Regions from separate parts of the Mus musculus genome. Here all the other regions are linked to region 2. Evidence: chromatin loops called from intact Hi-C (ENCODE). Cell type or tissue: heart. All regions are shown on one strand. Links, peaks and the distances in the headings refer to the core of each region. The heading gives the core; the rest is flanking DNA. Region 1 holds the start of Ywhah (tyrosine 3-monooxygenase/tryptophan 5-monooxygenase activation protein, eta polypeptide). Region 2 holds the start of Depdc5 (DEP domain containing 5). Region 3 holds the start of Pisd (phosphatidylserine decarboxylase).

The links. A loop is a pair of places that touch in the nucleus more often than their neighbours do. Peaks named below come from ENCODE experiments on the same cell type or tissue, not always from the same donor. Only the 100,000 strongest peaks of a DNase experiment are listed, where the experiment ranks them.
Region 1: a loop joins it to region 2, with 2.3 times the contacts of the local background. A loop is called at or near these places in 5 of 42 quality-filtered maps.
Region 3: it touches region 2 in a loop (5-fold over the local background); 8 of 42 quality-filtered maps call a loop at or near these places.

What each region holds. Positions count from the first base shown.
Region 1 is chr5:33,015,261-33,023,645 of GRCm38, reverse strand. It overlaps Ywhah (tyrosine 3-monooxygenase/tryptophan 5-monooxygenase activation protein, eta polypeptide), which reads right to left and starts at 4,830. Exons shown (of 2, transcript NM_011738.2): 1 at 4,492-4,830. The coding sequence starts at 4,578. In heart, for the core only: CTCF peaks have their summits at 1,816 and 4,936; a DNase peak (open chromatin) is centred at 4,895; H3K4me3 peaks cover 3,217 bases; H3K27ac peaks cover 2,897 bases.
Region 2 is chr5:32,859,722-32,868,106 of GRCm38, reverse strand. It overlaps Depdc5 (DEP domain containing 5), which reads right to left and starts at 4,386. Exons shown (of 43, transcript NM_001170567.1): 1 at 4,286-4,386; 2 at 3,408-3,530; 3 at 46-133. The coding sequence starts at 3,465. In heart, for the core only: no CTCF peak of the experiment used is centred there; a DNase peak (open chromatin) is centred at 4,436; H3K4me3 peaks cover 1,981 bases; H3K27ac peaks cover 1,507 bases.
Region 3 is chr5:32,781,447-32,789,831 of GRCm38, reverse strand. It overlaps Pisd (phosphatidylserine decarboxylase), which reads left to right and starts at 4,206. Exons shown (of 8, transcript NM_177298.3): 1 at 4,206-4,283. The coding sequence starts at 4,219. Prr14l (proline rich 14-like) reads left to right here. Exons shown (of 11, transcript NM_194340.2): 11 at 1-625. In heart, for the core only: a CTCF peak has its summit at 3,997 (motif pointing left); a DNase peak (open chromatin) is centred at 4,141; H3K4me3 peaks cover 1,725 bases; H3K27ac peaks cover 1,497 bases.

The sequences.
Region 1 (8,385 bases), core at 209-8,208, 160 kb before region 2:
AAAGACCCCTGACCTTCAGAACAGAAAAAGTTCAGACCTACATACTTCCTCTTCATACTTGTCTACTGTAGCAAAGCCACAACTAGTAGATTCTACTTTTAATCAAACTTGGCAGATACATTCAGTAAGTGCCCTTATAGAAAGTCACTGGGACAATGGTTAGTGCAGCAGAACATGTGTCAAACTATCCTGTAACTTCATGGGACACTGTACAACACGCGAGGAACAACTACATGACCAAGACAAAATTAACTATTAGACATCTATCATCTGTAAAATGGTGCTGTTACAAACAGTATCTGCAAACACCTGTTTTGACATTGCATGAGGGCCGAGGGGTCAACCAGCAGTAGAGCATATGCTTAGCACGCACAAGGCCCTGTGTTTGATCCCTAGCACAAAGTATTAGTATAAATCAAACAGTAAGTACATAGACTAACAGCTCCCATCCAAAAAGCACCTAGAAAGTAAACCAATAAATGCCATAAACTTGCTGAATACAATACAAAAACACTGGGGTACTCCTCCAAAACTTTTTACTGTTTTTAGACCGCCTGAGTAACTAATCTAATCTTGAACTCACAATAACTATGCAAGCTCAAGTGCTGGGCTTATAGGCAGGAGCCATCAGACTTGGCCCTAACACATTTCTAAAGGGGAGGTGTAGTACTACACTATTTCCTCAGCTTATAGTAAAGATACAACTTCAGTGCCCAGCTAGTGGAAAACAAGTCTCTCATAGCTTTCATTTATTTCAAACAGCACTAAAGTGGCTTTCACACTAGCCATGAGTGGTGGCTCACACCTTTAATCCCAGTACTTTGGGAGGCAGAGACCAGTTTGGTCCACTTAGGGAATTTCAAGTCATATTGTCAGTTTTTGTTACACCTTTAAAATTGCACAGGGCCAGGCAGTGGTGGCACACGCCTTTAGTCCCAGAACTTGGGAAGCAGAGGCAGGCGGATTTCTGAGTTCGAGGCCAGCCTGGTCTACAGAGTGAGTTCCAGGACAGCCAGGGCTATACAGAGAAACCCTGTCTCAAAAAAAGGAAAAAAAAAGAAAAAAGAAAAAAGCATAGGATTATGCCTTCCCCGGGGCATTCACCTTTACACAGCACCTGCTTCTCCCATTTCTCACAATCTCCCAGCTATTGGCAACAAGAGCCTTTACCTCTTCTTGTCCAACTCATGTTTCCTTAAATGCACTTCTGCATCCTGAATTTCATAGTCATCAAATCCAACATTTCTCTTTATGCTCTGCCAACACTAAGACTACAGCAGCTGGGTGTGACTGCACAGCCTGTAAGCCAAGCACTCAGGAGGCCCGAGCAAGAGGATCCTGGGTTTGAAGTCAGTGAGACTCTAAGACTGTACGACACGGTGTTTTTATTTTATAATTTCACAATGACCACCTATGTTTTGATATAACTGATTCCGGAATAGAAGCGACTGAATTATGCCCACCTCTCTACCTACCAATATTCACCGGAGGCCTAGTTTCCCTTTTTCCTGATATCCTAGTCCTTCTACAGTAACATTTCATCCCACTTAATAAGCTTGCTTCAGAGTCCACATTAAACCCCACCAACCTGGCAAGGTATGAGATCAGGAAAAGCTTAAAGGTCTCTTTACTGAGCTTCTGTTCAGAAGCATGTGTTGACTTTTCATACTGAGTTTCAACTCATCTGAAGGAACACCACTATTTCTAATGTACTGAGGGAAGGTTGCTGGGGAATCAAAACTGGGCCCTCAACATACTAGGCCAACTTCCCTACCACCTGAGCTCCAAGCCCAGCCACAATCCCTAAGGTTTACCACTACTGTCCTCCAGGTGACGCTGCTGGATTAAGAAACATTATAGCAATATGATTAAACCATTTAAATTGAGAGAAAACCTTGAAGATTAAAGACCAAAAAATGACTTGTAGTACAAACATTCCTACTTTTATACTTGAGAGACCGTGAAGCCAGGAGAACTAACTTTCAAAGTCAGAACAATGGCCTCAGATCATCCCATCCAGCCAGTGTCTTGTTTCACTCTCTAGAACTACATACTTACCTGCCTTTCAATTGCCTGAAAGCAAGGCCACATTCACCCCGAGATAAGCTAGGCACGGTGGTTCGCACCAGTGAGCCCAGCATTTGACAGTTAAGGCCGCAGCATCGGGAGTTCAAGGCCAACCTCATCTATTAATGTGTTTGAGGCCAGCCTGAGATGCATGAAACCCTATCTAAAAGGGGAAAAATTAAAGCAAACAATATAAGTTTACTAGAATTCACTCTTCCCAAAAGCTTAATTAAGGTTTATTAATGGGTGACTCATTAACATTTATTAAGAATTTTATCTACGCCGGGCAGTGGTTGTGCACGTCTTTAATCCCAGTACTTGGGAGGCAGAGGCAGGTGGATTTCTGAGTTCGAAGACAGCCAGGACTACATAGAGAAACCCTGTCACGAAAAACCAAAAAAAAAAAAAAAAAAAAAAAAAAAGAATTTCATCTACAAACTATACCAACAGGCAAATGAGATAAAAGTACATCCCATTAATACAGGTGGGACAAACATGAATTCTGATAGAAAATACTCCTCGTTTTTAACAGTTTATTTGAGGGAATGTTTTACCATAAATTTGATGGTACAAATATTAAATTCTCAATGTTTGATATCTTTTCCAACTGATGAATCATTTTAGACATAGATTATAAATTTCAAACACAAAGGTCCATTAGCTTTTGCAAAATGTTTCCTCAATGCCTCGGAGAACATCTGTGGATACAAGCAGGAAATTGCAGAACACTCTTCAAGGCCATTTAGAAACACACCAGAAACCTTTTCTTTTTTTTCCTGCTAAAATTGTTTTTTTCTTATAATCTCTCTCTAGTCTTTCCTTTCTTCCCACCTCAGGATAGTTGATAGCTCCAGACATCTGATGGCCATTTCCCCTTTACTGTGTATCCTCTTCATTTTCAGAGGTCCTCCCTAAACTGCCCAAACCTCCAAGCCCACTCACATATGGAGCAAAGGCCCCCTAAGCCAGCTGTTCAGGGAGAGGCCTCAACTTGCACAATACCAGAAACATTTAGACATTTAGTAGTGACTTGGTGTGTGGATAGAGGTGGCTTTCAGGGTACACTTTAGTAATATCAGTCTTGTTTCCAAAAAATTTTGCAAAACTGTTATTTTAAATTCATTTTCTCAAAGAATCCACAATTTCTTCAGAAAAATTCATACCCCAAACCTAGAATGTTCCCTGGTATAAATGAATGCTTCTAACCAGAAAAGCATACCATAATGCTGAAATCAGTATCACCAAGGAATCAACAAATGGCCTGCCTGTGATGTTGCTGGATTCCAGAGACATCCTGCTGAATGTGTACAAGGACCCTGGAGGAAAGCTAACTTGATTATTGTTCTTACCTGAGAAAATCCTAAATGTTGGCCTCAATTTTCTATTTCATGTAGTATCAAAATACAATTTCCAAATTAAATGTGTATGGAGTATGTGGGTTTAAGAAAGCCTTTCAAAGACTAGCCATAGGTCATATGAGCTACAATTCAGGGCAGTTAATACTTAGGTCAGCTAAAAACTGCCCAAGGGCTGCTAAAATGCAGATTTCTGGGTCTCACCCTCAAAAATGTTTATGTATTTAGAAGTCTAAGGTGGAATCCAAGGAAATTTTCTCCCTAGTCTTAAGAGCTAGGTGGCCACAGTTGTAATTCTGCCACTGTGTGACCTTGACAAGAAATATTCTTTTAGAAAAAACCCAGGATGATGTGAAGAGTTGTCTATAGTGATGTGGTAACAGAACTCCAAAGTCTTGGGTAGGCAGGTAGGCTCTAGGCTAAGCTATTGACTAGGGTGTGGCTGGGCAGGTCTCCTTTACCGGAAATCAAGCTCCAGAATCCATCTCTGAGGGTCTCAGGAATGCAAAGGCCCCCAGGGTTGCTTCGTTTTCATTTCATCTCCAGGAAGGCACGCAGCATGGACCGTTGGGATGTATGCAGGGACCCACACCCTCCTTCACGCCCAGGACTGCTGGAAAGGGGTCTTCCCACACAAAGCCAGACCCGAGGTGTGGAAAGTGGGGGAAAAAAACAACTTCAGACAAGCAAACCAAACCGGTCGTAGTAGAGAAAACCAGGAGATGGGTCTCCACTCGCGGATGAGCCTTTATTACAAGTGGGTGAATGGTGGAAGGAAAGCGCCTTTCGCCCAGGTCCGGCAGAAGGGTCTAGAAGCAGGAACGCGACTTCCTCCTTTCCTCGGGCACCCCCTCCCCCACCGGGGCTCTGCGCTAGGACACGGCGACCCCCGCCCGCCAGCCACCGAGAGGCCTCCCGGGGAGACCCCGCCCCGGCCAGGCCGCAGGAAACGGAGAGTCCAGCGGCCGCCGCGCCCAAAAGGTGGCGGCGCGTAGGGAGAGAGCCGCCGCCCAGGCTCGGGCCGCCCCGCCCCGCAGCCCCCGGCCGCCCGGCTCCCCAGCGCGCTCACCGCCTTCATGGCGGAGGCCATATCGTCGTAGCGCTCCGCCTGCTCCGCCAGTCGCGCCCGCTGCAGCAGCTGCTCTCGATCCCCCATGTCGCTCGCGACTCGGCCTCGCCTCGCACGCCCACACCGCCTGCTCACTCGCTCGCTCGCTCGCCCGCCCGTCCGCTTCCCGGTCGCCGCCGAGGCCGCTACCGCGCACGCGCACTGGCTCGCCGGCTGGCGGGAGGCTGCAGGCTGCGCCGCCGCTCGCGCCTTCTCGCTGGCTGGCTGCACGCGCTGTGGCGAGCGCCGCGGAGCCGCCGAGAGAGGATAGGGGGCGCCGCGGGCGGGCGGGCGGGCGGGGAGGACGCGACCACGCCTGCGCACTCGGATCAGCCCGCCGAGCTACGGGAGGGGGCGGGGCGGCCCAGCCCTAACGGTCTTTTTAAGGTGACGTCACCTACTATAAATAGCCGCGGCGAGGGCCGCGCTGGAGAGCTGCGCAGGCGCCTTAGGAGTACTGCAGTTTACCGCCGCAGCGTTGGAGGGTGGGGAGCGGCTGGGGCGCGGCGATGGTGGTTCCGCAGGCAGGCGTTGTCGCAGCCCTGGCCAGGAAAACGCTACAGAACCCATGATAGAGCTCGGGCTTGAGAAGCAGATACCCGCAGATAACCCTGTATGGAAAAGCCGAGGCGCCCCGGACCGAGGGGCGGCTTTGTTGGGTGTTGCCACCTCCAGCAAGCGGTCAGCTCTGTCAGCGGCGTGGGGTGGGTCCTGCCCTTTGGGACAGCCCCTCACAGACACACTAGAATCCACAATACTGCAGGGTAGTGCCATCCTTAAAACTGACCTTGGGCCAGCTCTGGCTTGCACAGGAAGGGATAGGGAACTTGGCAGAGCGGAGTAGCGTTCAGGACATACCTACGGGGACCTGACTTACTGTTGGGCCTTGACTAGCACTAACCTATTTCATACAACCACTCCGGGAAAGGCTCAGCAGGTCCCCCATTCTTCAAAGCAGAAGTGCAATCTACAACCCTGGTAAACCTAGGAAAACCAAAAGTTGGCAACTATCAGGGTCGACTTAGCCTGGTTCAAATCTTTTTAGGGAATTAGTGATTATAGGTCAGAGGTGCAGTGTTGGCCTGGAGGGCCTGATGCTCAGTGGAAGAAGGAACAAAAATTCAAGGCAAGGTGACATATCCTATTTGTGGAGGGGCCAAAATCTAATTTCAGTGTCTTCTTGGATTTCTGTGGCGATGGACTGGACACTAAGCCTTCACCGCTCCTGTCGTTCTGTGCTAAAGGTCCCTGGGTTGGACCTCAAGCTAGAAAAAGTGCAATTAAAACAAAACAGTCTGGCATGGTGGAACATGTCTTTAATCCTAGTAGCCAGGAAACAAAGGAACAGGCAGGCATATCTCTGAGTTCTAGGCCAGTCAGGGATACACAGAGAAATCCTGTCTGAAACACACACACACACACACACACACACACACACACGGCTGTTACACAAAGAGAAGCCATGCACACACATAAGAAAAATCTAGCCCACTGTAGCACAGAAGAAGGGGCCTTAGGTTCACTGAGGAGTGTGTGTGTGTGTGCTCATGTTGAAGACTGCTCAGGAGCCATGTTTTTGTTTTTGTTTTTGTTGGTTTTGTTTTTTGAGACAGGGTTTCTCTGTGTAGCCCTGGCTGTCCTGGAACTCACTCTGTAGACCAGGCTGGCCTCGAACTCAGAAATCCGCCTGCCTCTGCCTCCCGAGTGCTGGGATTAAAGGTGTGCGCCACCACACCCAGCTATGATATATATATGTGTGTGTGTGTGTGTGTGTGTGTGTATATATATATATATATATATATATATATATATATATATATATGCATGCGCCACCCCCATATCACCTGTCACTGTCACACAGTCACACACTTAAGATACTTGTTAGGGGAAATATTAGCCTGGTTTGTTAACCAGGATTTGTGTTAGTAGAGGTGGCTCTTCAAATATGGTGAAACTTAACAGATGGGGACCTTCTAACCACTCAAATCCCAGCTCATGGCTGCCAGGTCCTTATTTATTTGAAAGTTTGTTGTTGTTACATTGAAACAGTCTCACATGTAGTCCAGGCTGGCCTCAAACTTGTGATTCTCCTACCATCCCCCCTGGAGTTCCCAGGTTGCGGGCACGTGCCCCGAGTTCCAGCAAACCTCAGTTTTTGAGCCTGGCATGAGCCAGTTGCACCTTTGCTGGGGTTACTGCAGTATTGAGCATGTAGCCGGTGCTCAGTGCTGGAGGCAGAGCTCCGGGGAGGGAAAGTGCCCTCTGCACAAGCCTGGAGTGGTAAGAAGCCAGTCAGGTGTGGTGAAACATGCTTGAGTCCCAGTGCTGGGGAGGTAGAGGCAAGCGGATTCCTCGGGCTTTGTGAGCACCCATCACAGTCTCATTGGTGGACAGTTAGCCTTCTGTAAAGATGGAGTGCCAGGGCGGGTGGGTATGGCCCTGAGGTCCTGACCTCAACTTTCTAGCTCTGAAAGTCTGGGGGCTTTGGAAAATCTAACAGCATGGCAAGAGGTAAAGCCAGGCCTGCTCCTAAAGATAGGTGTTGGCCTGACAATGCAATTTAATGGTAGGACACCTGCAAAGCACATGCAAGACTCTCGGCTTAATTCCTAGCACTCCAAATAAGTAAATAAAGCTGGTCATGGTGGCACACACTTTTAATCTCTGGGCTCTTGAGGAAAAGGCAGGTGGGTCTCTGAGTTCAAGCAGAGACTGATCTACAGAGTGAGTTTCAAGACAGCCAGAGCTACATAAGGGAGACCCTGACAATCAATCAATCAATCAATGACTGAGACCTTATCGATGAAACAAGGAAACAAATCCTCATTTCCTAGCAGTCATGAGGCGGCAGCTTGCCAGTACACTACCATTTAGCTAAGGTGAGGCCAGCACTCTTCCCATTCTAAAGGTAAGGGGGAAGGAGGCCAGGCAAGTGCTCGGCTTGCCAACTGCAGCACAGTACAGACACTTGGTCCCAGATGTGTCTTCACCACTGTCTGCACCACTGCCCGTGACCTTCTGAGGGTCTTCTGAGTACTGGGCTGAGATTGTAACTGTCAAGTGCTCCTTAAATGGTTCCTTAAATGGGAAGTAAAGGAGAGGGTCACTAGTCTTTGCCAAGGTTCTCTGCCAGGCAACTGTGCTAAAAAACCATCTTTTCCTTCCCAGGATGTTAGTAGGAGGCAAACAGATTGCTACAGCCTCCCGGCTTCTTCCAGACGGTTGTGGTGGACTGGCCCTGACTCAGGAAACAAAGCAATCTGTGAGGGCCAAGGCCACTGGGGAAGGCAGAGCCCCAGGGTGGGGTGGGAGGTTGCTCTGCAGCGCAGGGCTTATGGAAGGATCCTTCCCTACTAAACGATATCAGAGTTTCCACCTAGCTCTTTACAACATGAGCCTGAAGCCACTTTTAAAACTCATTACTCACTCCCTGGACATCTTGGGCACACCATGTTCCCAGACTCTGCCCACAAATTTCTACCCACTAAGATGTCCTTATCTCTGCCTCCGAGCCTTTCTGTTTCTTCAGTACTGCTTCCTCCCCCCACCCCTTTTTTTAATTTTATTTTTTGTAGACAAGTTCTCCTCACATAGCCCAGGCTGACCTCGAACTTTCAAACTTGTAATCCTTTTGCCTTTGTGTCCAAAGTGTAAGGTTTAAAGGCATGTCCCATGACATAGGTCCAGCAAATCCCACCTTCAAAGAGCCTGCTCCCCCGGTTTCTCCAACAGGAGATGCTCTGCAGGGCACTGGAAAGATGGCTCAGTGGCTAAGAGCTACACTTGGAGAGGACCTGAGTCGGCTCCCAGCCCCGCTCTCAGGTAGCTCCCAGGCACCTGTAACTCCAGGTCCTG
Region 2 (8,385 bases), core at 273-8,272:
GAGATCAGCAGGGTGCCTACTTTCCTTCACTCTTGAACTGCTCACCTGTACTCATCATTGGGGTGAGCAATCTCCACAATGTCTCCAAGTTTGATGTGAGGAAATACTTTAGGGTTCACGACTAGCTCATCATCTGAAAGACAATTTAGTGATTTTAAAAGGCAACCAGGCTGGAGTGTGGCTCAGTAGCTGAGTATAGGCTTAGCATAGGCTTAGCATGTACACAGAGTTGGGCTGAAGCTCTAGTACATACCCTCTACAAAATAAAAGCATCAGAGAGCAAACACAGGGCACCCCATCATGTTGGTATTACTACTGCATCTCACAAACAAGCTTTGGTCCTGTTTTTACTTTCTTGACTAACATAGGTGTCTCAAGGTAACATCAAACCCATCCTACAAGGTAGTTTTGAACTCTTTCATCTTCCTGTCTCCACCTCCAGACTGCTGGGACCACAGGGCAAGCTGCACCATGCCCAACATTTATTTTTACTTTTGTTGTTACACTGAAGTTCCATTTGGGTTTTGTTTTCTGGTTGTTGTTGTTGTTGTTATTGTTTTGTGTGTGTGTGTGTGTGTGTGTGTGTGTAGGTCAGAGGACAATTTGCAGATGTCAGTTTTCTCCCTCCATCATGTAAGACCCAGAGACTGAACTCATGTTAACAGGTTTGACAGCAAGTGTTCTTACCCACAAGCCATCTCACCAGCCCCCATTTGTTTAGATTGTTTGTTTTCCTATTTTATAAATACTAAGGCTGGAACTTAACCAAGGGCTCACACATGGGTAAGCAGATGCTCTGCCTTTTCCCTGAGAGTCCATTTTGAGTCCAGTTTTAGAACTAAAGGATTTGCGCAGGGTGGGGGTGTAACTCAGTGATAAAGTACTTGCCTAGCATGCTGGTTTCCAACCTCAGCTCAAAAGAAAGAAATTGCAAAAGTGTCTAGGGCCACAACAGTAAATGGGTGTGTTGGAAGGGACTCAGGGACTGTCTCCAATTACACACTCTCTCTGCTCTAATATGCCCATGGAAAAAGCAGCCAGTGGTTTGGGGAATTATGCCTCTGGCACATCCTTTACTCTCTAAAAGACTGTGAATCTGGCATCCATATGATAGAAAGAGTCTAGGACCCAAACACAGTACTCATATTTATGTAATATTCAAAGAAATCCCTTAAACACTGTCTTAATTAGACCTTCATAATAAATCTTTAGTACTAACAAGAGCAAGGAAATAACCTGGGAGATAAACTGAATTGTCTAAAGGTTAGACCAGCAGTAAAATTAAAGCAAGAGCTAGTACTGAGCTCCTTCTGTCTAAATCAGGCTCACCATCTCTTATGTGTTATAAAACTCGAGTCTAGGTTCTAAGTGTTAGTTCATAATAGGGCTCGAAACAACCTTTAAACTCAAGGGCCCGGGGTAAAGGTATCGCCCAACAGAGTAACTGCAGAGCATGCATAAGGCCCTGGCTACAAACCCAATCCTCAGCACCAATCAACCAACCCACTCACCCATCCATCCATCCATCCATCCATCCACCTCAAAATCAAATAGACTTCACAGATGATTATACTCCACACGGATCAGCCTAGTAAAGAACTGACTGAGTCAATCTCATTTTTTATTTTAAACGTTTCATTGACAATTTTAGTTCCAATGTGTGTGAAGTCCCTGGGATGAACTTCTGTTTTCCAAATCAAGCTCTCTGAGCATATTGATTTATTTGTTTCATTTTCTCTCCCTCTCTCTTTCTCCTCTCTCCCCCCTCCTTTTTTGCTTATTTATTTGTTTTGAGACAGAGTTTCACTGTGTAGCTTGGAGCTCACTATATAGACCAGGGAAGCCTCAAACTCACAAGAGACTGAGTGCCTTTGCCTCCTGTGTGCTGGGATTCAGAGTATGCGCCACCAGATCTAGCTCCTATTTCTTTCCTCGGAAACAGAGTCGGTTACACTCTGCAGCAGGATGGCCTCAAACTTTCAGCAATCCTCCTGTCTCAACCTTGGAAAGTTCTGTGTCACAGGCACAAGCCACTACAGCCAACTAATCATTTCATAATGTAAAGAACTCCTTGGGGACAAGAGATTTTACCTACTCACAGTCTTCATATTTGATAGGGATACTGGTCTTCTAGGTCTATCACCAAGCTATATCTGTCTTATAAACACACACACACACCTCTATATACATTATATATATATAATATCATATATCATATACCTGTATTCTTGTTATTCCCTCTGCTGAAACTATCTCTGTATTTATTCAATAGCTGCCTATTCTTCACAAGTTTTTAGGCCAGTTTCATAAATAGTGGGGTTGATATGACTAAACATGAGGACTGCAATAATTTGACAAAAGGTTTGGGGCATTTCTGGGAGAGCTTCCACATGCTATCACTCAGTTTCACCGGGCAGCTGGCCTAGCCTAAATTAACAAGTCCCAGGTATCACTGAGGAATTGTCTCAAAAACAAGGTGAAGAAAAACAAGTAAATGACTAAAAATTCAAGGTAGGTAGGCATGATTACTAAGTAATCCCAGTACTTAGTAGGCAAAACTATCTCTGTAAGACAGAGGAGCTCTGTAAGTTCAAGGCCAGTCTAGTCAGCATTGCAAACCTATAAAGGCTATAGAGTAAGAGCCCATCCAAAAAATGAAATGTAAAGTTTAAAAGGACTCATTGAGGTCTGAAGTGATTGCTCCTTGATAGTGTGCTTGCTCATAGGCACAAAGCATGGGTTCTTTATCCAGATCCACGGAGAACAACGTGGGAGCACATGCCTGAAATCCCAACACTTGGGTATGAAGGACGGAAGGAAGGGCAGTAACTCAAGATCAGCCTCCAGTGCATACTGAGTTCAAAGCCAGTATGAGCTCTAAGACTCTGTCTCAAAAACCAAACCAAACCAGCTCACTTTGTCAGTAATTCTGATTTCTGAAGTAAAGAACATTAAAAAAAAAAAAAAAAAAAAAAAACCAGGAGGAAGGACTTGGATGCAGTCCATAGAGTCCTTTTCTAGTAAACTTGTGGCCAAGCACTCACTACACAGAAGAAAAACAAAAACAAAACAAACAAAAGCAGGAGGAAAATTAACTCAGGTGTGGTAGAGTATTTCCAGATACACAGGCAGGAGGATAATGGGTTCAAAGCCAGCTTGGGCTACACAATGAGTTCTAAATGAGCCTTGGAAACATGGTAAAACCTGGATTCAAAATACAACCCAACAAACTCTGAATGTGAAGAATGCTTTTCAAAAAGATCCTGTGCTCTCATTTCCAACCATCCCTGATCTCTGATACTGCTCCACTCTTACCTGTCCAGTCTCCCTTGTGATATGGGTAATTTTTAAGGCACATCATAACTTCAGCCAACTTACACAATCCCCAAATATCAATCAATACTGACCACTGCCCCCAAAGCCCTTCTTGTGGATGACAAGTTTGTAGACCTTTGTGGTTCTCATTTTGTCTTGTGATTTCTTCAGCTGTTCCAATCTTGGAGCAGGGAAGTCATCTTGCTTTCCTGCTACTGAAACACAAATAAAAACATCGAGGATGTCAGGCTTCCTAAATTTGCTCTTTAATTTTAGACCTTGAAGGTACTGGTGGTTGTTCGGCTGAAAGGCGTGCCAACCCTTGCATTATATCGCTCCTCCAATTACCAAGAGAGACAAACAAATAGAAGTGTGCTTTAAAAATTAAAGGGAACTTGGGCTCAGATCTCGTCCATCCTCTAAAGCTATTTTCTCTACCGCATACCTAAAAGGGAGGCTTGTGGTGAGAGGGGCACTACCTTGTTTTTGTCTGCATCAGGAACACCAAAATAGTACAGGGATATTCGAAGAGGTTAGTCCATCACATAAGTAGAGGAACGTCAAAACAAGGGATTCGCCCAAGGTCACTCGAACTGTTATGCACTCCCATGACTCGCGGTCCACTAACAATGTCCTGGGGAAAAGAGAACTGAGGAAGGCTGCGGTTTCCTTGCCGACCCCTCTACTGGTACCAACTCTCAGCGGACCGTCCTGCCTCCATTTCACCGCTGCGGTCCGGGAAGCTTGGTGAGAGAAAGACTGGTCCAAGGTCACACGGGGAACTGCAAGAAGAGTCGGGCCTCGAACCTGGCTCAGGGACCCTTCCTTCAAGCCCCTCAAGTCTCAGCCCGAGGTTGGCGCTCGACTCCCCCCCCCAACCCCCCCACTTCCAGAGCCCCTGCGCGCCTCAGGCCCGGCCCGAGGCCAGATTCCGGACAGATCTCCCCAGGACCTCCTCAGGATATCCCACCTGAGCCCCCACAGTTCGCGCAGCTTCCGCACCAGGGCTCTAGGAACCAGACAGACAGCACCACCGAAGAGCGCTCACCTGAGCCCGCGCCGCTCCCGAGGCTCCGCCCCGAGTCCCCGCCCCTCGCCAGTCCCTGCTCAGCCGGCTTGGCCGCTCTAGCCCAGCCTCCGCCTCGTCTCGGTGGCCGCGCCACTTCCTCCTCCGGGGCTGCGGGGAGGTGGGGGGGGCGGGGCGGGGGGGAGGCTGGGGGCGTGGCGTTGAGTCCGACTTCAAACCGAGTTCCCGTTGGCGTTTCCCGCCACCGTCTACAGGGCTGCCCGCTTTGCATGGAAAATTTGAAAATAGAGCCACAGCCAAGACCTTCGTTTCAGAAGAGCGAAGTGATTTCGTAATAGGAGAAACTCGAGAGAGTCGACTCTTACCTCGCGGAGCTGTTTCCATGTGTTTGACGAAGTTAATAACTAAACCTGGTCCAGAGGGCTATTGAGAAGTGCAAAAGTCTCTGCGGGTGGTGGCTCCCCCTCCTAATCCAGGTTCTGTAGAGACAAGAGTGCTGAACATTCCCTAGAGTTCTTGGGCTATGTAGCAAGAAAACGGGGGTGTGTATAATTCATGAGCGAGTTACTAACTTATTGAAAACTGTTAAATATAATTAAGAAGTACAAGTTAATGATAAGTACAAATGTAACATGTACAGAGACAAGCTTGGAAGGAGAAACCAATTTACATTACCCATTATATACTCTTTTGTTGTCAAAATTAAACCTAATGTACATAAGTCAAAACAAGTGTACAGTAAACTTAAAGTTTGTTTGATTAAAAAAAATATTCAAAACATTGAATGCCCGAGTACAATGGGTTAAATCTACAATAGGCTCGCATGGCAGAAGGCCCAGTAGTTTCCTTAGATGGGGCATAAATCATCCAACCAGAGTAAATTGCGTGGTGGCACACGCCTTTAATCCCAGCACTCAGGAGGCAGAGGCAGGCGGATTTCTGAGTTCGAGGACAGCCTGGTCTACAAAGTGAGTTCCAGAACAGCCAGGGCTACACAGAGAAACCCTATCTCAGAAAACCAAAAAAAAAAAAAAAAAAAAAAAAAACCAAAAAAACAAAAACAAAACAAAACTGTAAGTTGTGTGTTAGCCTCATTACAGAGTAAGGATTCATGGGAAGAAGAACCTGCTAGAAGGCCTGACCTGTTCCCACCTTGTAGGCCAAAACAAACAAACAAAGCCAAAAACCTCCTTATCTAAAGATGAATTATTCCTCATGTCTCAAAAAATGGAGGTGGGAAAGGTAGATTCTCTTGTCCATTGGAGGATCTCAGAGTCTGCACCACATCCTAAATGACTTAAAGAGCAGAGACAAATAGCAAGATGCTATCTATACACAGGGGAATCTGTCCTGTGAGTGCTATGAGACCCACTTGCTAGTTCAGTCAGCTACACCCTCCACCCTGTTAGCAAAAGCAACTTTCAGGAAACACACCCTAACCGTGTTCCTTCAATAAAGGAGGATGCCAGACGTTCTGGGATCAAACTCAGAGCTTCGCAAAGTTCTTTAGACTAGCCAAGCCATGTCTTTGACAGTTGTTTTTACATCTGTAGAGTCAGCAAATTATTCTATTAAGTGATATCTGAAGTCCTCAGATTCTTCAGGAAGGCGTGACTTAGATGAAGATTTTCTCCAACTGGGGCTCACCTGTGGCACTTTGATAAAATAGTCTCTACCCAGATGGAGAACTTCAGGGCCAGGGCCTGCACCTCGATGCCTACAGGGAGTACACAGGCCTTGGCAGGGAGTTTTGAGGATGTTTTCTAATAATAAATTCCAAAAGCCAACAGTTCCTTTTGTTTGGTTATCTGTCTTTACAAATTATGCTTCCAAACCAATCTATTTTTAAATAAAATGACATTAACAAATATGCTCAGTGCTGTTGGTATGTAGTGGACTACGGAGCTGCCCATTGACAGAAGGAGGAGAGCTTGCTTTAGCCTTTTAATACACGTGAATCATAAATTATAGATTTGACATGACTGATTGCTTTCATCTTCCATCTGTCGGTTGAATCTATGGAATGAAAATATCATAGAAAGATTTTAAAAGGTTCTATTAGTAGGGTTAATTTAAAAAAAAACATTTTTGGGAGGCTGGAGAGGTGGCTCAGAGATTAGGAGCACTGACCCCCAAGTACAGGGAATAAAGGCTTGCACCACCACTACCTGTTGGAGTATTCTTTGTAAATTAAAAATTGAAAATCATTTCTTTGTGGAGAATACAACTTAGAAATAAATTGTATTTTTTTACATAGCCTAACAATATAAAAATACATTTACTGTGTAATCCTGATTTAATGTTAACAAAATTCATATAAAATATTATTGTCATATTTTGACATAATAAATACAGTCATATAAGGTAACAGTCCCAATTTTTAAAGTTTTACCTTATCAGATTGTTTCTAACCAAAAAATGGTTTTATTAAATAATACCTGGTATTTTGAATATGTAAAGGAAATATAAAAATGTTTATCAAAAAAAGGGGGCCCTGGAGAGATGGCTCAGCGGTTAAGAGCACTGACTGCTCTTCTGAAGGTCCTGAGTTCAAATCCCAGCAACCACATGGTGGCTCACAACCACCCATAATGAGATCTGACTTCTGGTGCATCTGAAGACAGCTACAGTGTACTTGGATATAGTAATAAATATATCTTTTTTAAAAAAAATGTCTATCAGTGCTTGGCAGGGGTAGTGGTGCACACCTTTAATCCCAGCACTCAGGAGGCAGAACTGGTTGATCTCTGTGAGTTCTAGGCCAAGCTGGTATATAAAGTGAGTTCCAGGATATCCAGTGTCTTGAAACACAAAAAACAACTGCAACAATACAATTCATCATACATAGAAGCAAGAAATGTCACTTGGACACTTTGTTCAAATTCATTTCTTGGATGCTGACTTTAACTGACTTCTGTTACAAAGCTTCCTGGTGGTTGTTCCTTATTCAAGAGTCTGAGGTAAACAAACAGCAAATCACAGTTGCCTCATCCTTCTACAGAACTCTGGTACATGATCCAGCCAGCTGTGTGATGGCATTTAACCTTATGTTAATTCTGTATTTAACCTTATGTTATATCTACTCATGTTGATATTGATGTAATAGTCTCTTCAATAACCTTGTGTGTGTCCCTCTCTCTTCTTTTTAATTCTTCTATCATGTATTACATCTCAACCACAGTTTCCCCTCTCTCCTCTCCTCTCACACCCTCTCTCCACCTCCTTTCTCCCTCAAATCCATTTTCCCCATCATATCCCTTCATAAAAGGGCAGGCCTTCCAGAGATATCAACCAAACATAGCATATCAAGTTGCAGTAAGACTAGGCACATCCCCTCATTTTAAGGCTGGTTAAGGCAGCCCAGTAGGGGAAAAGGGCCCCAAAGCAAGTAAAGGAGTAAATAGCCCCCACTCCCATTGTTAGGAGACCCACAAAAACACCAAGCTACACAACATAACATACAGGACTGTTCCCCATGAAGAGTACAGTCATTGCCTCCTGACTTATGTTTTGGATCTTCGCTAAGTATTAAGTTTTCTCATGATCTCTTAGATGGACCCTCTTCCATGGCAGTCCAACTGTTGCTCCACTCATGTAAGCTCAAAACACCAGGAGATAAATGCTTCCAACTCCCAAAAGCTGTTCAAGTTACCTCTTAAAGGGGACTAATGAGCTATGAGCCACCTAACTCATCCCTCTTCTTGTCACACTGGACATTGTTTTGGGCGATTCAGAATTAAAAACAGCTGGAGCACACCTTTAATCTGAGCACTAAGGAGGCAGAGGCAGACAGATTTCTTGAGTTTCCAGATCAGTCTGGTCAACAGAACAAGTTCCAGGACAGCCAGTGCTACACAGAGAAACTCTGTCAAAAAAACAAAAACAAAAACAAGAGAAGTCTTCTTGAATCAATTTGCCCCTCTGTCTTGCTAGCTCAATCAGCTTAGCATTCTTCAGGACCAGCTTTGGCTGTTGAAGTACTCCAAAATGAGCTAACTGCTGTTAAGGATGGGATTTGAGCCCTCCTCCAAGAGCAATACAAC
Region 3 (8,385 bases), core at 295-8,294, 78 kb after region 2:
CCATTCAGATAATTGTCAAGGCTATTTTGTTCTTTAGGGCTTGGTAGTAGGTTTGAATTTTCCCGGTAATATTCCAATTAGACATGCTCCCTCCCACCTTAATAGGTGTGCTTGCCTCTCCTGTGCCAGAACCTCCCTCACATTCCTGCATGGTCACTTCCATCACGTCATCCAGATCTTTACATTCCCAGATCGCTGGTCTTGAACGTGGTCCCCTCCCATTCCATATCTGCTGCCCGCACACCCCAAGGCATTTTGTTATGGCTCCTCCCCCCTGTCTGTGCTAATAACTATAACAAAAGCTCTACAAGGTCAGGACCTTTCATTTTCTTAGCTCTAGACCCTTCTGGTCTCTTTGGTACCTAGAACAATGTTTTATATTTACAGCTGTTTACCGCCTAAATATCGTTTTGGTCAGTGAACTGCATATTACCATAAGATGGTAATGGAGCTGAAAAATTCCTGGGACCTAGCGAGGTCACAGCTGTGATGATGTGTTTTACTCAGGTCTTGGTGCAAACAAGCCAGTGCATTGCCAGTCTTGTAAAAATGTAGCACAATTGTGTACAGTACATACTTGATAGTGCTAATAAATGGCTTACTGATCTATGTAAGTTTTTATTGTATTAGAGTCCATTCTTTTTATTTGTCTATCTATTTATTATTGAGAAAGAGTCTCACCATGTATTCTCACCATGTGGCTGATCTGGAACTCACTATGCAGACCAGGCTGGCTTCAAACTCACAAAGATCTGCTTGAGAATCTGCCTCCTGAGTACTGGAATTATTGGTGTGTGCTACAATGCCGAACTAGAATATAATCTTAGTAAAAAGTCAGAAAACTTACTAACAGGTAGCAACCTCAGCATGGCATGTTCAGAGCATCAAGTGGCCACAGGGGCCAGGAACCTAGTCGGGTGGTAAAGCTGGTGCCTCGGGTGTCCAGTGTCTCAGGGTCCAGCTCTGGCTCCAGCCCCCTCCCTCTGAACACAACCTCATTGAATGGCAGACCCATACCATCTAGGGTTGTGTAAATGCACTACTGGCAGTCACAGTTTGACATTCACACAAGAAAGCACCTAAACACCTAAGGACACATTTCTCAGACTGTGTCCCAGAGTGTGACTAGGTGATGGTGCCTCAGAAAGGCTTCACGAATGAATGAGTGGTTTTCCTATGTGTAAGTGGAGCACAGACCTGCCCATGTCCATCTCAAAAGCCTCCTTAATATTGGAAAGCTGTTTAATCTCTCCTCTCTCAATCCTTGCCATTTCTTTTTTTTTTTTTTTTTTTTTTGGTTTTTCGAGACAGGGTTTCTCTGTGTAGCCCTGGCTGTCCTGGAACTCACTTTGTAGACCAGGCTGGCCTCGAACTCAGAAATCCGCCTGCCTCTGCCTCCCGAGTGCTGGGATTAAAGGCATGCGCCACCATGCCCGGCTTATCCTTGCCATTTCTTGAAGGGCCTGTGTAGTGGCCGCTCAGGTTCTGATAACACACTGTCTGGCTCTGTGCAGCTCCAGGAGCAGAGCTTATAGTACAGGGTTTCCCTGTACTAATCACTGAAAACACACTGTCTTAGGATGTCTGATGTGTGGTGAAACACCATGACCAAAAATTTGGGGAGGAAAGGGCTTATTTGGCTTTATCCTGAGTCACAGTCAATGAGGGGAAGTCAGGACGGGAACCTGGAGGCAGGAGCTGAAGTCCAGGCCACGGAGGGGTGCTGCTTATTGGCTTGCTCCCCATGGCTTGCTCAGCCTGCTCTCTTCACTTGATCTTAGCCAAAAGGCCGAGAAGTGATTCAACCTGCTTTCTTACAGAATCCAGGACCACCAGTCCAGGGATAAGCACCACCTTTAATCCCAGCACTCGGGAGGCAGAAGCAGGCGGATTTCTGAGTTCGAGGCCAGCCTGGTCTACAAAGTGAGTTCCAGGACAGCCAGGGCTATACAGAGAAACCCTGTCTCAAAAAAAAAAAAAAAAAAAAAAAAAAGGAAGAAAGAAAAAAAGAGCATGCACTGTTCTCCCAGAGGTCCTGAGTTTGGTTTCCAGCAGCTCTGGGGGGCATGCGACACCTCTAGTCTAAGAGGACACCTACAAATGTGGCATATCTACACACAGATCCATAATTTAAAATCACAAAAAAATAAAATTCTAATTTGGGGCTAGAGAGCTGGTTCAATGGTTAAGAACATATGTTGGGTGCTCTTACAGAAGGCTCGAGTTTCTAGTACCCACAGGATGGTATTCAACTCTAGTTCCAGATCTAACCATACATGTATGTTGTGCATATACATATAAACAGGCAAAACATACACATTAAATGAATAATTAAAATGTAATGTGGTCACACTAACAAGTAATAGAAATAATAGTAAAATAATATGCTTAGTAGATGCAAAAAGGAGGTAACTTTCCAACCTTGAAGTTCAGTTATCTTTTGTTGTTCTCTGTGCTTTTGGTGTTACAGCCAAGAAGTCATTGTCAAATCCAATATATCAAATTTCTCAGGGCTTAGAGATGGCTCAGTAGTTAAGAGCACTGGCTACTCTTTTAGAAGACCTTGTTTCCAGTACCCACACTAGGTAACTCAAACTCTCTATAACTTCAATTACAAGATATTCAATGCCTTCTGGCCACAACCAGAACCTGCACACATGAGTGTTTTAACTGCACGTGTGCCTGCTTGCAACTTGCATGCCTGGTGCCCTCAGAGGCCAGAAGAGCATGGTATCTCCTGGAACTGGAGATATAGATACTTGTGATACACCATCTGGGTGCTGGGAATCGAACCGGGTCCTTTAAAGCAACTAGTGCTCTTAACCACTGAGCCATTTCACCACCTCTTTTTATTATGTGTTTTTAGTTTTGCTCCTTTTAAAAAAGGTATATACAGTATATTTATAACATGTTTTCTAAAGAATTGAAAAAAAATAGTGTTATATAAAACTAGGGTTTTTGTTTTGTTTTGTTTTGTTTTGTTAAAACAGGGTCTAGGTAGCCCAGGCTGGCCTGGAATTCAGGACACTCCAAAATACTGGGATTCCAGTGTTATTTTGAAATAACTCACCTCAATCATTTGAATTACAACACTCAATTCCATACCAAAATTATGTTGTGTGTGTTTCTTTTCCAGGCTCTGGAAAAGTATGACAAAGGGAGGTGTTTGCCTTGAATTACCAAACTTGTGACTTCTTAGGTTCTCTCTCTCTCTCTCTTTTTTTTTTTTTTTTTTTTTTTTTTTTTTTTTTTTGGTTTTTCGAGACATGGTTTCTCTGTGTAGCCCTGGCTGTCCTGGAACTCACTTTGTAGACCAGGGTGGCCTGGAACTCAGAAATCCTCCTGCCTCTGCCTCCTGAGTGCTGGGATTAGAGGGGTGTGCCACCAAGCCCGGTTTAGGTTCTCTTTAGTGGCTGGTTTTGCTGTAAGTGAATTTAAGTAACTATCCAGAATTAATCTAAAGCACTAATTAGCTTATCCGTTTGGTGTTTACTAGAAGAAAAATCAGGGCTGCCTTCCTTCAGTTTTTGCATTCAGGTTCAACCATTTTTCTAGGGCCTTAAAAGGGGGGCGGGGTGTTCAGATCATGGGTTTTGACACCAATGATGTAGAAATACTGGATTTTCTATTATTATACAATTTGCGAGCCCTTTGTGGGGTTAATGTGCCCTTGAGAAAGTTGCTTATCCTCGCAGACCTTTAAAATGGTAATAATATCCAAGGGCTGGCTGCGGGTCTCCAGCGCTTAGGAAAAAAAACAAAAACAAAAACAAAACTGTTATGTACCACTGAAAAATTCGTTTTCCCCTCATAACTGGAAAGTACAGGAGAAAGCACCATCACCGGGAGCCTAGTTTAACAGCTTTCCATATTTCTTACATAAACCCCTCGCCTCTGGAGCCCCATCAATGAGATAAGAATAGACACCCCGTTCCAAGGGATCCAACGCCTTCTTCTGGCCGCCGAGGGCGCCAGCATCCTTGTGCCATGCACACATCGTGACTGAGCACAAGGTGGCTCAGATTTTTCGGGCACAGGAGCGGCTGTCCCATCGCCCCGGCGCGCCTGCCCACACACTCCGCGGGGGTGGGCCCGGCAGAGGCGGAGCCGTACGCAGAAGCTTCCGGGCCCAGCCTTTCACGTTCCTGATTGGCCCGGTGACGACAAGGGCGTGCGTCCGAAGGCGGAAGGGGGCGTGTCCGCTCAGGAGGAGGCGAGATGGCGGCGTCTGGGGGCCGCGCGTGTGTGCGCTCGCTTCGTGGAGGTGTGCTGTGGCGGAGCAGGTATGGCCGGGCGGGAGGCTGCTGGGGTAGGGATCAGCACAGACCAAGCCAGGCTCTGAGAGCGAAGCCAGTTCTCGTCGCCGGCTCGCCGCGAGTAGGTCTGACAGGAAGGACACGGAGCCACCTTTCGGCTTCAGAACAGGTGCTACAAGCCACCGCGTGGACCGTGAAATGGGTGTGGCCTAAAGGCTGGGTGAAAGTGCACAGGGACAACCAAACCCACCATATTCTGCTGCCCGCTGGTCTCTAGAGTGGAAGCAGAGTCGATCTCCTTTTCACGGGTGTTTGCCTTCCTACCAGGCTGGTGTAACCTGGAAGAGCACGGCACGGCAAAGCGACCTTCACTTGGGGTTCTAAAGCTTTGAGGCGAAAGAATTAGGTTTCTTTATCTGAAAAGTCTGTGGTGGAATTGTGGTCCTTATCCTGCTGACCCCAAACGTCTGGGTTACTTAAGTTCCTAGGCAGCTAGAAGTGGGAGAGCGACATGAGGCATCTATTGTGACTGTTCATTTGGCTTTTTGTCTGCTCCAGACAGTTTCATTAGGTAACCCAGGCTGGCCTCGAAATCACAGCTATCCCCCTGCCTCAGCCTCCCAAGTGCTTCCAAAAAGCCGAGATTACTGGCATGTTTCAGCTGTTTATTCTTTTTTGAAGGGTAGGAGGGGAGAAGAGGAGAGAGTTCTTAACCCAAATGAGAGAGAAGAAACAGTTCTCAACTTGGCTGAGTTACTTAATAGCCTACATACTTATTTCTTTTTGGCAAAGACTACTTCTACCTTTTTACACCGTGTGTGTGTATGCATATGGGTGGTTGCAGGTGTCCATAGGACCATCAAGAGTCTCCTGGAATTGGAGGAATTACAGGTGGTTGAGAGCCATCTGACATGTATGCTGGGAACCAAACTCTGGTACTTTTTTTTTTTTTTTTTTTTTTTTTTTGGTTTTTTGAGACAGAGTTTCTCTGTGTACCCCTGGCTGTCCTGGAACTCATTCTGTAGACCAGGCTGGCCTCGAACTCAGAAATCTGCCTGCCTCTGCCTCCCAAGTGCTGGGATTGAAGGCTTTACCACACCTGGCTCAACTCTGGTTCTCTTAACTGCTGAACCATCTCTACACCACCAACATTGCTCAATTTTTAAAATGTGTGTGTGTGTGTAAATATTTTGCCAGCATGTATGTCTGTGTGTGCCCTGGTACCCATGGAGGCCAGAAGAAAACATTCTAGCTTAATTGGTGACCTTTAGGCTAGTGATGGACCCTGTATCAAAGAACAAGATGCACGCCTTTAATCTCAGCACTCAGGAGGCAGAAGCAGGTGAATCTCTCTGGATTCAAGACCAGCCTGGTCTACATAGTGACTGCCAGCCAGCCAGAAATATATACTCAGACCCCATATCAAAGCAAAACAACAATAAAGAAAAAACCATAAAACATAACAAACCTAACAAGTTTTTGTATGGTTCATGGGGAATGGCCCCCAAAGTTGTCCTCTGACCTCCCCATTCACATGCATAAACACTACCCACATTCATTATTTAATTTACTGATTAATTAATTTGCAATTAGCCTTATACTTAAGGAACTTACAGTTTAATAGACAAGGGTAATATTTTAATATCAAGTACAGTGTTGGATAAAGCTTTTCAAGAGACCTACCAGTTCAGCTTTAGAACTCTCCTAGCTTTTGAAAGAAGGAGAGAGAAGTAAGGACTATAGGTAAAATGTTAGGACCCATGGTGATATTAAAAATGTGTTACAGGGCTAGCGAGGTTGCTCAGTGGTTAAGAGCATTTGCTGCTCTTCAGGGGAATTGGAGGTACAGTCATAGCCTTCATGGCAGCTCACAACCATCTGTAACTCCATCTCCAGGAAATCTGAAACCTTCTGACCTCCATAGGCACTGCAGACACTTGCTGTACAGATACACACACACACAACACACACACACACACTCTTGATCCTGGCAATTTTCTGTAAAAATTAAAGATGTACAAATACTTGTTTCTGGGCAAAATGTATTGCCCTCCTTGGCTGTTTGTGACCTTTTGTGGAAATAAAACTAAGAAGAAGAAGGAAAAAAAGATTTTTATGTGGGACTGAAGAGATTGCTCAGCCGTTAAGAGCACTTATTATTCTCACACATGTATGGTGGCTTATGACCATCTGTAACTCCAGTTCAAGGGATCTGACGCCTTCTTGGGTCCTCTGTGTGCACTGTACACATGAGGTACACAGACATACATGTAGACAAAACACAATATAAAGACATCTTACAACTGGAAATAGGGTGAACATTGGTAATGAAGAGGATATACTAAGAATTCCAGTGTGTGGTAATTGAATATCTCTTTCTTTTTTGAAAAAGTTTTGGGTTGCAGAGTTGCCCCACTGGCTGAGAACACTGGCTGTGCCAGGTTGTGGTGGCGCATGCCTTTAATCCCAGCATTCAGGAAGCAGAGGCAGGTGGATCTCTGAGTTCCAGGCCAGTCTGGTCTGGGAGGAAGTTCCAGAATAGCCAGGGCTACACAGAGAAATCCTATCTTGAAAAAACAAACAAAAAAGAATAAGGATGTTGGCTGCTCTTGCAGAGGACCCAGGTTCAATTCTCAGACTCACATGACAGCTCATTCACCATCCGTAATTCTAGTTCCAAGCAACCCAATGCCCAGTTTTGAGCTTCTCAGGAACCATCCATGCAAGTGGTACATGCACATACATGCAGGCAAAACACTCATATACATGAATAGTAAATCTTAAAGGATTTTTTTTAATGTGCATTGGTATTTTACCTGCATGCATGTCTGTAGATCCCCTGGAACTAGAGTTACAGACAGTTGTGCGCTGGATATGGGTGATGGGAATTGTATCCCGGTCCTCTGGAAGAGTAGCCAGTGCTCTCAACCACTGAGCTATCTATCTCTCCATCCCTAAAAATGGTTTTAGTGCCATTACTTTTTGTAGTAGCCATATGTAGGCAGGTGGCAGGCCCTGGACCAGGTGTATTACATGGTGGGATTACTGCTAATGAGGGCAGTTCTGATTTTACAACTGAAGGAACTGAGGCTTAGAATTTAACATTTTCCTGAGGCTGCACAGGATTTGAGCCAAAGCCAAGTGCTTCATCTCATTTTATTTTTACTTCTGTGAAAGGATCTCACTGTGTCCCCCAAGCTGGTCCTTTAAGAACTGATTATGAGAGTGTGTCTTTGCACCTGGCTTTAGTCGCATGCGTGAAGATGCACACCCTTGGTAGAAGAAACACCTGACTGAGCTTATCTGTTCTTCTCTCTGGGCCTTAATCTTTTTTTTCTTTTCCAAAACATTTATTTAATGTTTATGATATTTTGCCTGTACCCCATGTCTGATTTCTATGGAGGCCAGAAGAGGACATTGAATCCCTCGAAGTTGTGGTGACATGGGTGTTTTGAACTGCCATTTTTATACTGGGAATCAAACCTAGGTCCATCCTTTCTCATTTATATCCAGCCCTTTAGAAAGGCACACTCTACTTCCTAGGTGGGTGGTGGTTGTGTACACCTTTAATCTCAGCACTGGAGAGGCAGAAGCAGGATCGGATCTGTGAGTTTGAGGCCAGCATGGGCTACGGAGTGAGTTCTACGTCAGCCAGGGCTACACAGAGAAACTTTGTCTTGAAAAACAAAACAAAGCACCTCCTATCTGCCCATTTCTTGTTATCTGTCACTCTCCAAACAGCCCCAGACCATGATTGCCCACAGTACCAATCTTGTTTGACTCTTGGCACTCTCTTGTCTACTTGCCACAGACAGACACAACAGTCTTCAAGATAGAAGACCAGCCCCTCTGCCTGATTCTGGTCTTGCTACTCTGTACCATCTTTCTCTGGTCTTTAGTACTTACTGTCCTACCCACCGCATGGATTACAGCCTGTTGCGATATGGTTTCTATTTGCTATGGTGAACCACCTGACTGAAGCAGCTTGGGGAGAAAAGTGTTTATTGTGCTCAGCCTGCTTACTTATAGAACCCAGGACCACAGCCCAGCGATGACTCCACCCACAGTAAACTGGGCCCTCCAACATCAAGCACTAATTAAGAAAATGCCCTACAAGCTTGGCTGCAGA